Regions from separate parts of the Homo sapiens genome. Here regions 1, 2 and 4 are each linked to region 3. Evidence: chromatin contacts called from ENCODE Hi-C or POLR2A ChIA-PET data. All regions are on one chromosome and are shown on one strand. Each heading gives the region's core, a stretch centred on a gene start or an enhancer-like site at or near the end of the contact. The rest is flanking DNA. Distances are from core to core; before and after follow the strand shown.

The links. A loop is a pair of places that touch in the nucleus more often than their neighbours do. ChIA-PET counts read pairs that join two places held with the same protein, here RNA polymerase II (POLR2A). Pooled maps may share reads with other maps.
Region 1: a map of PC-9 shows a loop between it and region 3 (8-fold over the local background). The contact joins two enhancer-like sites. A Hi-C loop is called at or near these places in 5 of 168 maps with a recorded cell type or tissue (PC-3, PC-9, naive thymus-derived CD4-positive, alpha-beta T cell and 2 more), 14 of 37 single-sample maps with no recorded cell type and 20 of 50 pooled maps. POLR2A ChIA-PET finds 5 or more read pairs at or near these places in 5 of 52 experiments (AG04450, GM12878, H1 and 2 more).
Region 2: a loop to region 3 is called in a pooled map, with 4 times the contacts of the local background. The contact joins two enhancer-like sites. A Hi-C loop is called at or near these places in 1 of 168 maps with a recorded cell type or tissue (sigmoid colon) and 6 of 50 pooled maps. POLR2A ChIA-PET finds 5 or more read pairs at or near these places in 1 of 52 experiments (GM10248).
Region 4: a loop to region 3 is called in a pooled map, with 5 times the contacts of the local background. The contact joins two enhancer-like sites. A Hi-C loop is called at or near these places in 5 of 50 pooled maps. POLR2A ChIA-PET finds 5 or more read pairs at or near these places in 3 of 52 experiments (AG04450, H1 and Panc1).

Annotation. Positions count from the first base shown.
Region 1 is chr10:12,263,061-12,266,293 of GRCh38, forward strand. No RefSeq gene overlaps it. Among named protein-coding and RNA genes, the nearest start is that of CDC123, 68 kb to the left of the region's middle. RefSeq lists silencers at 630-679, 1,250-1,309 and enhancers at 1,117-1,655, 1,530-1,629. Within about 2 kb of position 1,516, at least 24 of the 41 ENCODE cell types and tissues checked have a DNase peak (open chromatin) inside an H3K27ac peak, as active enhancers do; they include PC-9, where a contact is called at or near this core.
Region 2 is chr10:12,698,008-12,701,549 of GRCh38, forward strand. The region is part of intron 3 of CAMK1D (calcium/calmodulin dependent protein kinase ID); the gene reads left to right. Among named protein-coding and RNA genes, the nearest start is that of MIR548Q, 26 kb to the right of the region's middle. Within about 2 kb of position 1,489, at least 3 of the 41 ENCODE cell types and tissues checked have a DNase peak (open chromatin) inside an H3K27ac peak, as active enhancers do.
Region 3 is chr10:12,446,872-12,450,311 of GRCh38, forward strand. All of the region lies in intron 1 of CAMK1D (calcium/calmodulin dependent protein kinase ID), which reads left to right. Among named protein-coding and RNA genes, the nearest start is that of CAMK1D, 99 kb to the left of the region's middle. RefSeq lists an enhancer at 1,535-2,734. Within about 2 kb of position 1,985, at least 14 of the 41 ENCODE cell types and tissues checked have a DNase peak (open chromatin) inside an H3K27ac peak, as active enhancers do; they include PC-9, where a contact is called at or near this core.
Region 4 is chr10:12,240,202-12,243,759 of GRCh38, forward strand. The region is part of intron 10 of CDC123 (cell division cycle 123); the gene reads left to right. Among named protein-coding and RNA genes, the nearest start is that of CDC123, 46 kb to the left of the region's middle. Within about 2 kb of position 2,175, at least 15 of the 41 ENCODE cell types and tissues checked have a DNase peak (open chromatin) inside an H3K27ac peak, as active enhancers do.

The sequences.
Region 1 (3,233 bases), core at 266-2,765, 180 kb before region 3:
AGTCTTATGGCTTGAACCTCTAGATGAAGGTTTTTTTTCTCAAAGAAAGAAAAATAATTTTTGTTTTTGTTTTTTGAGCCAGGGTCTAGCTCTGTCGCCCAGGCTAGAATGGAGTGGCACAATCTCGGCTCATTGCAACCTCCACTTACTGAATTCAAGCAATTCTCCTGCCTTAGCCTCCTGAGTAGCTGGGACCAAAGAGGTACACCACGACATCTGGCTAATTTTTGTATTTTTAGTAGAAATGGGGTTTCACCATATTGGCCAGGCTGGTCTCCAACTCCTGACCTCAAGTGATCAGCCATCTTGGCCTCCCAAAGTGCTGGGGTTACAGGCATAAGCCACTGTGCCCGTACATAATTCTCATTTTAAAAAACTTTTTATTTTTTATTTTTGCAGAACTGTCAAACTCCTTCCTCAAATTTTCTTCCTATTTTATGATTGCTGACTTTGGGGTGGGGGAAGTCGCAGTGAATATTTATTAACTGTTAGATCCAATGGAACATGTGTCATGGACTCTTTTTCAACTAAGAAGTGGAAGCTGAAGCTGTCTTTCTTTTTTGATTTTAAAATTTCACCTTTATGTTAGATTGGGAAGTACATGTGCAGGTTTGTGACAAGGGTATATTGCGGGATGCTGAGGTTTAGGGTGTGACTGAAGCCCTCATCCAGGTCGTGAGCACAGTAACCAACAGGTCGTTTTTCACGCCTTCCCCTCTCCCTCCCTCTCCCCTCTGGGAGTCCCCAGTGTCTTGTTCCCCTCCTTCCGCCCATGTGTACCCTATGTTTGGCTGCCACTTAATAAGTGAGAATATGCGGTATTTGGTTTTCCGTTTCTGCGTTAATTTGTTGAGCATAATGCTGTTTTCTTTTTTTTCTTTTAGACAGAGTTTCGCTCTTGTTGCCCAGGCTGAGTGCAGTGGTGCCATCTCAGTTCACTGCAACCTCCACCTCCCGGGTTCAAGCGATTCTCCTGCCTTAGCCTCCCGAGTAGCTGGGATTACAGGCGTGTGCCACCACGCCTGGCTAATTTTTGTATTTTTAGTTGAGATGGGGTTTCATCATATTGGTCAGGCTGGTCTCGAACTCCTGACCTCAGGTGATCCACCTGCCTCGGCCTCCCAAAGTGCTGGGATTACAGGCGTGAGCCACCGCGCCTGGCCATGCTGTTTTCTTAAACTAATCAAAAATAGTCTAAATACTGTACTTCACAGAATTTGTAAGGCTGGAAGAATCGGCCTGTGGCTGCTTCCAGCCTGGGAAAGGGATGGGCCACAAGATGGCGCCGCGCGTGCGGCGGTGAAGGCCGAGGCCGCCAGTGCCAGGTGGATGCCCGCCCTCCCCCAGGCCCTCAGGCCACGAGCAGGGGCGGGGGCACGGCTCACGATGTCATTTACACCGAGACAAAAGCCTAAATTGCTCCCTGTGCTTTCAGTGACCTAGGCCTTCCTCTCGTATTCTCTTTCTCTCGTATTCTCAAGTGTTTCTAGAAATGTGCTCTGGAGACATCCCCAAGCCAGTAGCTCCTCCCTCATTCTGAGAAGGCGGTTTAGTGCAGCTGGTCTCTGAAGGCATTGGGTGTTTTCCCCTCAGCTCCCGAGGGACAGCGTGGGAGGGTGGTGCTCTGGGCCTTCTCTCTACCATGCTTTGTTGTTGTTGATTTGTTTAAGCGCCAAACACTGAGTTTCCTTAATGTACCTGTGGGAAGATCAGTGGCAGAACTAGCAGAGGCTGTGTCCGGGCGCGGTGGCTCGCGCCTGTAATCCCAGCTACTGGGGAGGCTGAGGCAGGAGAATCGCTTGAGCCTGGGAGGTGGAGGTTGCAGTGAGCCGAGATCACACCACTACACTCCAGCATGGGTGACAGAGCGAGACTCCATCTCAAAAAAAAAAAAAAAAAAAAAAAAAAAAAAAAAAAGAACTAGCAACAAGCAAAGGCTGTGTTGCTTATGATACTTATTCCTGACAAAGGAAGGATGAACCTGAACTCTTAAATCTAAGGTGTTACCGGAAAGGGGTCCCGATCTAGACCCCAAGAGACCCTCGCACAAGAAGGAATTCAGGGCGAGTCCATAGAGTAAAGTGAAAGGAAGTTTATTAAGAAAGTAGAGAAATAAAAGAATGGCTACTCCATAGATAGAGTAGCGCAGGGGGCTGCTGGTTGTCCATTTTTATGGTTATTTCTGGATGATACGCTAAACAAGCGGTGGATTATTCATGCCTCCCCTTTTTAGACCATACAGGGTAATTCCTGATGTGGCCTTGGCATTTGTAAACTGTCATAGCGCTGGTGGGAGTGTAGCAGTGAGGACCACCAGAGGACACTGTCCTCGCCATGTTGGTTTTGGCCACTGTTTTACTGCAACCTGTTTTATCAGCAAGGTCTTTATGACCTGTGTTTTGTGCGGATCTCCTATCTTATCCTGTGACTTAGAATGCCTTAACCATCTGGGAATGCAGCCCAGTAGGTCTCAGCCTTATTTTACCCAGCTCCTGTTTAAGATGGAGTTGCTCTGGTTCAAACGCCTCTGACAAAGGGACAGTCATTTCACCTCACACATGAAAGCAAACCTAAAATTTTCTCTATTGGAAGTTCAATCTTGGCTAAGGGCATGATTTAGAAATCAAAGGAGTCTGACCTTCACGTGGTTTTGAACACTTGTGGAAAGGTAGCTGTGGGAAGGGACGTAGCCTTTGTAATGCAAGAGGAGAGAATGGGGTGTGGGGCGTGTGGCCCAGAAATGACACAGAACTCTGACAGCACTGCCCGGTTGCCATGTAGCTAGGTAAATATTTGCAAAGCACCTACTGCTTCTCCGGACTCGGGGCAAGTGTCTACTGGGCATGAAACCATCTCCGTGGGGAAGTGAGCCTTACCCAGTTCTTATCTCCCTCTTGAGGCCAAGTTCACAGAATATGACACAACTTCCAGAGGAAAGGGGGGCCTGCCAGTTCTTATCTTCCTCTCTCAGCTGGCATTGGGACATTTTAGTGGCCAGGACCAATGTGTTATCTGTAGGAGCCCTGAAGAGAAGAGGTGGGCCCAGAGGCTTTTTTTTTTTTTTTTTTTTTTTTTTTTTGAGACAGAGTCTCGTTCTGTCGCCAGGCTGGAGTGCAGTGGTGCGATCTCGGCTCACTGCAAGCTCCGACTCCCTAGTTCAAGCGATTCTCCTGCCTCAGCCTCCCAAAGAGCTGGAATTACAGGCACACACCACCACACCTAGCTAATTTTTG
Region 2 (3,542 bases), core at 239-2,738, 250 kb after region 3:
GGAAAGCTGTGTGGCCTTGGAATGGCTGCCATTTACTGAAATAGTGATACTGGTTGGGCCAAGTTTTCTAAAAGTAGTGACATTATAAATACTACTCCGTTGTCAGGCGTAATACAGTTTTTCAGTGTGCCTAAACTGCAGAAACATAATACTTGCCCAAGAGTTTTACATGGTGTTATTTGATGCATAAACTCATGATGTCACTTGATGCAAAATAGTTGTTCATGAAATTTAAAAATAGCCTCATCCTCAGGAATGTTTAAGACATTTACAGTTACCATGTATACTGGATTAGTGAATACCGAACCATTGCTTCTAGGGGAAATACAGGGTTAGTTCACTTCCAGCCTCTGAGAACACATTTTTATAACCTCGTTTTATATATGTCAATACATAACCTGTTTTATGTGTGTTTCTGTTTAAAGACACCTCATTTAATATATGAGGAGACTTCAAAAAGTTCATGGGAAAATGGAATTAACAGGTAAAAAATTTAAATATGAACTTTATTTCTCAAAATAATCTCCATCAAGGTCGGGAGACTTGTAAGTGCTGATAGCAACCATTTAGTTCATCCCTAAAGAACTGAGGGTCCTGGGAACTTAACCATGTCAGTGTGGTGTTTTTTACATTATTAGCTGAAGAAAAATGATGCCCTTTAAAGAATTTTTTTTTTTTTTTTTTGAGACGGAGTGTCGCTCTGTCACCAGGCTGGAGTGCAGTGGTGTGATCTCGGCTCACTGTATCCTCCGCCTCCTGGATTGAAGCGATTCTCCTGCCTCAGGCTCCCAAGTAACTGGGACTACAGGTACGTGCCACCACGCCCAGCTAATTTTTGTATTTTTAGTAGAGACGGGGTTTCACCATGTTGGCCAGGATGGTCTCGAGCTCTTGACCTCGTGATCTGCCTACCTCAGCCTCCCAAAATGCTGGGATTACAGGCATGAGCCACTGCACCCGGCCTAGAGATTCTTTTTTTTAAGATAAGGAAGTAAAAAGAAATCAGAAGGAGCCAAATCAGAGCTGTAAGGGGGATGCCTAATGATGTCCTACTGAAATTCTCCCCAAATTGCCCTTGTGTGATGAGAGGAATGAGCAGGAGCCTTGTTATGGTGGCGAAGGACTCTCTGGTGACCCTTTCTCAGGCATTTTTCTGCTAAGGCTTTGGTTAACTTTCTCAAAACACTTTCATAATAGGGAGATATTATTTTATGGCCTTCCAGAAAGTCAGCAAGCAAAATGCCTTGAGTGTCCAAAAGAACTGTGATCATGTCTTTTGCTGTTGACCGGTCTGCTTTTGCTGTGACTCGACCTCTTCTACTTCTTGGTAGCCATTGCTCTGATTGTGCTTTTTCTGGGAAAAAGCGTTGTACTGGGAAAGCCGTGTTTTGTTTCCTGTTACAGTTCTTCAAGGAAATGCTTCAGGATCTTGATCCTACTTGTTGAAAATTTCCGTTGAGATCTCTGCTCTTGTCTGAAGCTGAGCTGAGCTCAGTGGTTTTGGCGCCCATAGAGTGGAAAGTTTACTCAGCTTTAATTTTTCAGTCAGAATTGTGTAAGCTGAACCAATTGAGATGTCTGTGGTGTTGGTTGTTGCTTCTGCTGTTAATCATTAGTCCTCTACAGTTAGGGCTGTAACTTGAAAAAAAAAAACAAGATGATTTTTTTTTTCCTTGCTGATTGATGAGGACGGTTTGCCGCCGTGGACTTCATCTTCCACATCAACTTGTTAAAACAAGTTATTCATTTGGAAACTGCTGATTTCTTTGGGGCATTGTCCACATAAACTTTTCATAAGGCATCAATGATTTCACCATTCCTCCACACAAGTGTCACCATAAATTTGCAGTTTGTTCTTGCTTCAATTTTAGCAGAATTCATGTTGCTCTGATAGGGGCTCTTTTCAAAATGACGTCTTTTCCTTCTTACTGTCTCAAACTAGATCCTGTCTAAACATGTTGTAGCAAGCTAGTACACATTTATTTTGGTGCAAAAAAAAAATGGAAATTCATGCATAGTTTTTTCGTAATACTCATTTTCCACGAACTTTTTGAAGTCCCTTAGTATATTTTTGATTCATTTAGCATCGAGTTCACAGCCAACAGCACAATATAACCCACAGCTGAACAAAGCTTACATAACACACATATTTTCTCTGTAAGGCGTCATAGATTAGTCCATTCTCATGCTGCTAATAAAGACATACCAGAAACTAGGTAATTTATAAAGGAAAGAGGTTTAGTTGACTCCCAGTTGCGCAGGCCTGGGGAGGCCTCAGGAAACTTAGAATCATGGCAAAGGGGGAAGCAAACATGTTCTTCTTCACGTGGTGGGAGGAAGGAGAAGTGCTGTGCAAGAGGGAGAAGCTCCTTATAAAAACCATCAGATCTTGTGACAACTCAGTATCATGAGAACAGCAGCATGGGGGTAACCGCCCCCATGATTCAACTACCGCCCACTGGGCCCTCCCACCACATGTGGGAATTAAAGGGAACTACAGTTCAAGATGAGATTTGGGTGGGGACACAGCCAACCAATATTACTCAGCCTTTCTGAGCTTAGGAGCACTAAGTAGCTCTGTAGCACTGTGCCTGCGGCCTGTTTCAAACAAAATCTCAAGCAAAAAGCAAACATATATGAAAGACATGGCACGAAATAGCCCAGAGAAAGGACCCTTGTTGACAGTAGGAGAGCTGAAGCAGGAAGGCACAGTGTCATCTTGTTTGACCTCAGCCTGGAATGTGCATGTCCAGTAACTCGAATTTTCTCCCCTCTGCTCCCATGTCCAGGAATGACCACAAAATTGCCACAAGTATTGATTTCTAAGTTTCAAAGAAATTTTAGCCAGCAGGTGAATTTGTAAATACAGATCGGTGAATAATGAGGACTGACCATACTTACATTCTAATGTTCTTAACTAAATATCTTTCTCCACGTATGTATAAAGCATAAAATTTTCTCCTTTCCAGTCTAAAGGTCAGTGCCTAAAGGAGTGAAATGGTGAGAAGGGGCTGGATCCAAGCTGTTATTGGCTATGATTGAAAATTTACTGCTATTTAAAAGTGCATATTTCCACTTTTAAGTTGCCCATAGATTCTTCTTTTTTTTTTTTTTTCTTTTTTTGAGATGGAATTTACTCTTGTCACCCAGGCTGGAGTGCAATGGTGTGATCTCAGCTCACTGCAACCTCCGCCTCCGGGGTTCAAGCGATTCTTCTGCCTCAGTCTCCCGAGTAGCTGGGATCTCATACATTATTCTTTAGTGTCCAAAGGGTTTTTACTTCCAATGGCTTATTTGTGGAATTTATAAACGGAAGTGATTTGCAAACAACCAACAAAAAGCACACCAAAATAACCTGCACAAAGATTACAAAGACTTTAATAAATTAATTACGGTTACTTGTCATCATTTCCCTGTTTTAAGTACACCCCTGAACAGGCCTCAGGCTTCTTCCAGTATGGGCTGGCCTGGGGATGGGGAGGACGAAGGTCTACCCCAGCCCTCTCTGGCCACAGAGGCTGCATTGCCCCCTCTCTTTCAGT
Region 3 (3,440 bases), core at 735-3,234:
TTGAGAATTCTTTGATCTTTTCTGAGAATTACATGAGATACCTTAAATTGGGCTAAATGTAGGGAAGGGATTTTGGAATAGAACTAGGGAGTGTCCCAACTGGCAGCTTCCCCAATTCATCCTAAGACATTTTGCCATGTCTAGGATGGGTTGTTTAAGACAACGTCTCCTTTTCTGGGATGTTCGAAACTCAGTGTTTGGGTCTAAGTTTTTTCCACTGTGTCTCTCTCTCTCTGTCTTTTTTTACTGAGTATATTCTTCTGCAGAATGGTCTGTATCTCGTGTTAGCTTCAGAAGGCACCACTTTCAAGAGGTAATTAAATTATAAAGATTTGTTCGAAGTCATTATCAATACTGGAGAAGTTAGCAAAGGTATTGGAAGGCCAACAACAATTTATTTCCCATGTCACTCTTTCTGCAGAAACTCACCTAGAGTCCTTAAAGGGAATAACTGGTAACTTTCTGATATATCATGATGAGAGGCCTCTGCTGGCCACTGGGCAGCCTTCAGATAGTTTTTTCCTTTTTTAAAATGTTTAAATTTTTAGGGCTAGGTGTGGTGGCTCATGCCTGTAATCCCAACACTTTGGGAAGCTGAGACAGAAAGATTGCTTGAGGCCAAGAGTTTGAGAACAGCCTGGGCTACATAGCAAGACCCCGTCTCTCCAAAAAATTAAGAAATTAGCTGAGTGTAGTTGTGTGCACCTGGGGTCCCAACTACTCAAAAGAGTGAGGTGGGAGGATTGCCTGAGCCTGAGAGGTTGGGACTGAAGTAAGCCAAGATTGTGCCACAGCATTCCAGCCTTGGTGATAGAGTGAGATCCTATTTCAAAAAAAAATATTGATTTTAAGTTAATTTTGTAGTTCACTGTAGTCTTGAACTCTTGGACTCAAGTGATCCTCCTGCCTCAGCCTCCTGAGTAACGAGGACTACAGGTATGTATCACCATGCTTGGCTGATTTATTTTTTTTACTTATTTTTATTATTATTATTTTTTGAGATGGAGTTTCGCTCTTGTTGCCCAGGCTAGGGTGCAATGGCACAATCTCGGCTCACTGAAACCTCTGCCTTTGGATTCAAGTGATTGTCCTGCCTCAGCCTCCCAAGTATTTGGGATTACAGGTGTGTGCCACTACACCTGGCTAATTTTTTTCTGTTTTTAGTAGAGACAGGGTTTCACCATGTTGGTCAGGCTAGTCTCGAACTCCTGACCTTAAGTGATCCTCCTGCCTTGGCCTCCCAAAGTGTTGGGATTACAGGCATGAGCCACGACTCCTGGACTTTTTTACTTACTTTTACTTTTTGTATTTTTATTTTTACTTATTTTTATTTATTTATTTTTTTGTTTCTCTATATTGCCCAGGCTGATCTTGAACTCCTGGCCTCAAGTGATCCTCCTGCCTTGGCCTCCCAAAGTGTTGGGATTACAAGCGTGAGCCACGATGCCTGGATTTTTTACTTATTTTTACTTTTTGTATTTTTATTTTTGCTTATTTTAATTTTTATTTTTTTTTTGTTTCTCTATATTGCCCAGGCTGATCTTGAACTCCTGGCCTCAAGTGATCCTCCTGCCTCAGCCTCCCAAAGTTGCTGAGATTACAGGTATGGGCCACCATGCCTGGCCCACAGAGTTCTCTGGAGGAGAAACTGTAGAGCCGTGTGGATTCTTGCCTGGGTTTGTTTAGAGATACTACGGACTTCTTGCCTAGGTTTGTTTGGAGAAGAGTCAAGCAGTACTTGAGTGATTTGAATTTTTGTTGAGAAAAACAAAGTGAAAAACATTTTTTCGACATCAGATATGTTGTTTTAGCCTCTGTGGCAGATTTTATTTTTCTCTTTTACTTTTTGTTTTTATCCTTTTGTACTATTTTTAAAGAAAGGAATGAGAAGAAATTATCCCCGGACCATTCCTCCCGGTGAAAAACATGAAATGTGACTATCCGGAAATGGAGTGTGATCACAGGGGCACGTACGGCTGAGTCATCCAAAACGCTGACTGTCGTGTAGGGCTCCGTGGTTTTGGTGGTTTTCTTAACTTCTCTGTGCCCTGGTTACTTCATCAATGTGATGGAGATAATAATCTCATCGGATGTTGTGATTTACTGAGATCATTCTTGTAAACACTTAGAATAGTTCCTGGTACACAGCAAGCGGTTTGTGATTGTTATTGTATGATTCTATCCAGATTCTATTACGTCATGTTACTATGTTATGAAAGATTCCAGTTCCTTGGTGCACTGATGTGGTCTTTGAAACTCAGAACAAATGTTACCTGGGCCGATGTTACATGAGTATTTGGCCATTAAAATCAGATAAAGAGGCCAACCTAGCAAGTTACTCTCATTGAAGTGTGGCTTGTCTGCCATCCTCATTGGGAGCACGTAGAACCTCCCCAAGCTGAGTGGGCAGGGTCCGTGTGGCTGTGTGAAGGGCCCCGTCGTCTTGTGTAGCTGCTCCCGTGTTGAGAGTATAGCATGTTGAAAACAGCCTTGGCAGGAACCACGCTTGCTGTTAACCAGCTCGTCCACTAACCAGCTGTGTATACCCTAGGTCAGGCCAGCTGTTTAAAAAAAAAAAAAGTGAAGATATTTGCTAAGAGAGTAGATCTCAAGTGCCATCATCACACGCACACAAGGGGTGATGATGGCAGTTGATAGGTATGTTAGCTTGATCATGGTGATCATTTTATGATGTATACATATATCAAAACATCATGTTACGATGTATACATATATCAAAACATCATGTTACGATGTATACATATATCAAAACATCATGTTGTATACCTAAATATATACCATTTTTATTTGTCAGTCATACCTCAGTAAAGCTTAAAAAAAGACACATGTTGGCCGGGCGTGGTGGCCCACGCCTATAATCATTTGGGAGGCCTAGGTGGGTGGATCACTGGAGGTTAGGAATTTGAGATTAGCCTGGCCAACATGGCGAAACCCCACCTCTACTAAAAATATAGAAATTATCTGGGCATGGTGGCAGGCGCCTGTAATCCCAGCTAACTGGGAGGCTGAGGTGGGAGAATCGCTTGACTTGGGAGGCAGAGGTTGCAGTGAGCCGAGATTACACCACTGTACTCCAGCCTGGGCGACAGAGCGAGACTCCATCTCAAAAAAAATACACACGTATATAAAAAAAGTAAATTGGAGACATCTTGATGTTACACCCATACTAACAGTAGTGTCAATCTCTGTTCCTTCACCCAAGGAAGGAAAGAAGGAAGGAAGGGAGGGAGGGTGGGGAGAGAGAGAAAGAAGGAAGGAGGGAAGGAAAAAGGGAAAGAAGGAAGGAAGGAAGAAGGAAGTTTCCCTATGTAATTAAAATAGCATTATCACAACTAATACAATTAATACTAATTTCTTAATATCCAGTTTGTATTCCAGTTTCCCCAGTTACATTTGGGTTATATACTGAGTTTACAGCT
Region 4 (3,558 bases), core at 925-3,424, 210 kb before region 3:
ACTAGAGCAGAGATTTCACTGTCCAAGACATGTCATCTTTATTAAGAAGTTTAGGTCACTAAATGCTGTTTGGTGCTGAGTGCTCTTTGACATTGTGAAGAAGCTAGCAGATGCGTTTTCCCGTGTCACCTACACACAAGCAGAATATTTCTCATTCTCTCTCCGTGCTTAGATCAGCCTCATTGTAAGTGAGACAGTCATTTGAATCTGAATCACCTTTGGACATCTTCGAATCATCTTTGGACAAAAAGATATGGCCCATATGATCATGTCCCAGAATAACTGTTAACTGTTCATTTAACTCTTACGTCAAAAGACATCACTATATTTTCACCTCTTTGTCTTCAAAGATGATGGTGTCTGTTAAGAGTTACTAGAAAGAGGGGCTTTAGGCCATTGTTGTGGCTCACGCCTGTATTTTCAGCATTTTGGGAGGCTGAGGTGGGAGGATGGCTTGAGCCCAGGAGTTTGAGATCAGCCTGGGCTTAACATAATGAGACCTCGTCTCTACATAAAAATTAGCCAGGTGTGGTGGTTTGTGCCTGTAGCCCCAGCTACTCCCGGGAGCTGAGTTGGGAGGATCGCTTGAGACTGGGAGGTTGAGGCTGCAGTGAGCCATGATCATACATGTCATGCCTAGCAGTGAACACCAGGTTGTGTCTGGTCTTCTGCAGTCTGCCATGGTGAATAATCCCGTACGTGTGTCATTTCACACGCTGCAGGTGAATCTACAGGGTGAATTCCTAGAAGCGGGATTGCTGGCTCAAAAGTGAAATGTATTTTAATGTTGCAGTTTACCCTCGGTAGAGGTTACACCTGACCAGATCCCCCCAGGAATGCATCACAGTACCTGCAGGCTTCCTCAGAGCTTGCCTTTACAATATAGGGTTACACTCTTCAGGGTTTTTGGGGTTTCGTAGAGAAATGATGTTTCAGTATAATTTCTACTTCTATTTTTCTTAGTAAGTGAGGATGAAGTTTATCTTTTCATATATTTAAGGGTCGTTTCTGTGAACCATTGCTTCATGTCTTTTTCACTTTTTTCTATTGTCTCATTTTCCTCAAAATAGAGGCACTGTTTATGTATTACAGAGATTAGGCCTTTGTCATTAGTCTTTTCCTGTGAACGAGATCACATAGATTATTTGTTTCTTTTCTGGCTTTTGAATTTCAGCCATCATTTTAAAAAATACTTCCCCATGGTTTTTGTCCAGTTCTTTTGTAACTTCTTGTTCTCCATTTCAATATTGGATGTTTGGCTTTTGTTCCTTTGCGTGTTTGGTATGCGATATGGATCCCCCTTAGTCTTTTTGTCTAGCATCAATATATTTATTTTATACTGTCCTTCAGATTGATGATGATTTCCAGAGTTCTTGGGGCTTTAATGCCTGTTGCGTTTACAGACTCTCATCCGGGTTGGTTGTTTCTTTTTTGTTTTGTAAATCAGTTTATTTATTTACTTTGAGTTCATCTTCAGTGAGCTTGTTCTTTTTGTTTGTTCTTTTGTTTGTGAGAATCCCAAAGATCCAAAATTTTGGGTTTTTCATTTGCTTCTACCATGTTCCTCAAAACTCATTCAGAGAAGAACAGTCATTGTGTCCTGCCCTGTCATTAGAACTGTCTCCTCACACTCCCTTTCCTGAGACTGTCGCCTTCTGGAGTTTGTGTCTGAGTTCTGATTCCCTTCCTGTGGCCAGGCTGCTAGGAGACCCTCCCACGGGTTCCCACAGCACTAGAGTTGATAGGCTTAGTTCTGTTCTTCGGGTTCTTGTTTCTGGCCCCGGGGGATTTCCCGGTCTTTCTCATAATCTCAATTACACTTTTAAACGGCTTGTCGTAGCATGTGTTTCATCCTGTTTGGAACAGCAAGCCTTGAGAGTTACATAGCTGGCTGTATTTCAGGAGCCCTCACATATCTCACACTCCAGCCAAAATAACCTATTCCCGCAACAGGCGGTCGTGGCGTGGCCTCTGTACGTGAGAGCCGTCGTTCTTGTTAAGTGGTCCGCTTTTCCTGCCAACACCACCCTCCTCCCAGGGCATCTCTGTTATCCCTCAGGTGCCCAGGTCCTTTGGGAAGCATTTCCAGCCTTCCCTCGCACATGTAGGCAGGCTCTCCTGTGTGCCTCTCCGCTCTCACAGTTCCCTGTTCTTGCCTCTCTTGAAGCAAAATACCCTGCACATTGCCATTGTTGGATGGCTTTTGGTTCTGTTTTGGGGAAGTGGAGATGTGTGTTCTGCTCAAGCCTGAGCTCTTGGAAGGAGTCGATTTTGTGTTACGATCTTCATGCCCAGTGCCTAACACAGTGTCTGGTCCCTAGAGCTTGATCGGGGCAGGGAGACAGTCAGCTGGTACAAGGACAGTTAGTCCGACTGCTCTTTGCTTATTGGATTGCCTCAAAGCAGAATTAACTTCTCAGGCTGTTTGTGCTTGAGATGTCACATGAAAACATGTTATGGCCGGGCGTGGTGGCTCACACCTGTAATCTCAGCACTTTAGGAGGCTGAGGCAGGCAGGTCACCTGAGATCAGGAGCTCAAGACCAGCCTGGCCAACATGGTGAAACCCCGTCTCTACTAAAAATACAAAAGTTAGTCAGGCACAGTGGCAGGCGCCTGTAATCCCAGCTACTTGGGAGGCTGAGGCAGGAGAACCACTTGAGCCCAGGAGGAGGAGGTTGCAATGAGCTGAGATCGCGCGACTGTACTCCAGCCTGGGCAACAGGGCGAGACTCTGTCTCAAAAAAAAAAAGTTATAAAATCCTGATCCTGATCCTCCTAGTTTATAGAAGTTACAGCTGGGTTTTTTTTAATTTACTTAAACTCTTTTTTTTTGTACTAGAGGATAGCTTCTGAGCTACAGAGTACACTACCAATTAACAGTGGTGGTTTGTTTTCATTTAAAAATGTGTTTTGGGCTGGGTACAGTGGCTCACGCCTGTAATCTCAGCACTTTGGGAGGCCTAGGCGGGCAGATCACCTGAGTTTAAGAATTGGAGACCAGCCTGACCAACATGGTGACACCCCATCTCTACCAAAAATAGAAAATTAGCCAGGCGTGGTGGTGCATACCTGTAGTCCCAGCTACTTAGGAGGTGGAGGCAGGAGAATTGCATGAACCCAGGAAGGGGAAGTTGCAGTGAGCCGAGATCTCACCATTGCACTCCTGCCTGGGCAACAAGAGTGAAAAAAAAAAAAGGAAAAAATGTGGTTTGGTTTTTTGCATTGTGGCATATTCCTATATTAAAAGTGTGATTGTTTAAAAAAAAATGAGTTAGTTTTACTGACTATAAAAAGCCAAGTAGAGGCTGGGCACAGAGGGTCACGCCTGTAATCCCAACACTTTGGGAGGCTGAGGCAGGCAGATCACGAGGTCAGGAGATCGAGACCATCCTGACACAGTGAAACCCTGTCTCTACTAAAAATACAAAAAATTAGCTGGGCGTGATGGCGGACGCCTGTAGTCCCAGCTACTTGGGAGGCTGAGGCAGGAGAATCACTTGAACTCGGGAGGCGGAGGTTGTAGTGAGCAGAGATCGCACCACTGCACTCCAGCCTG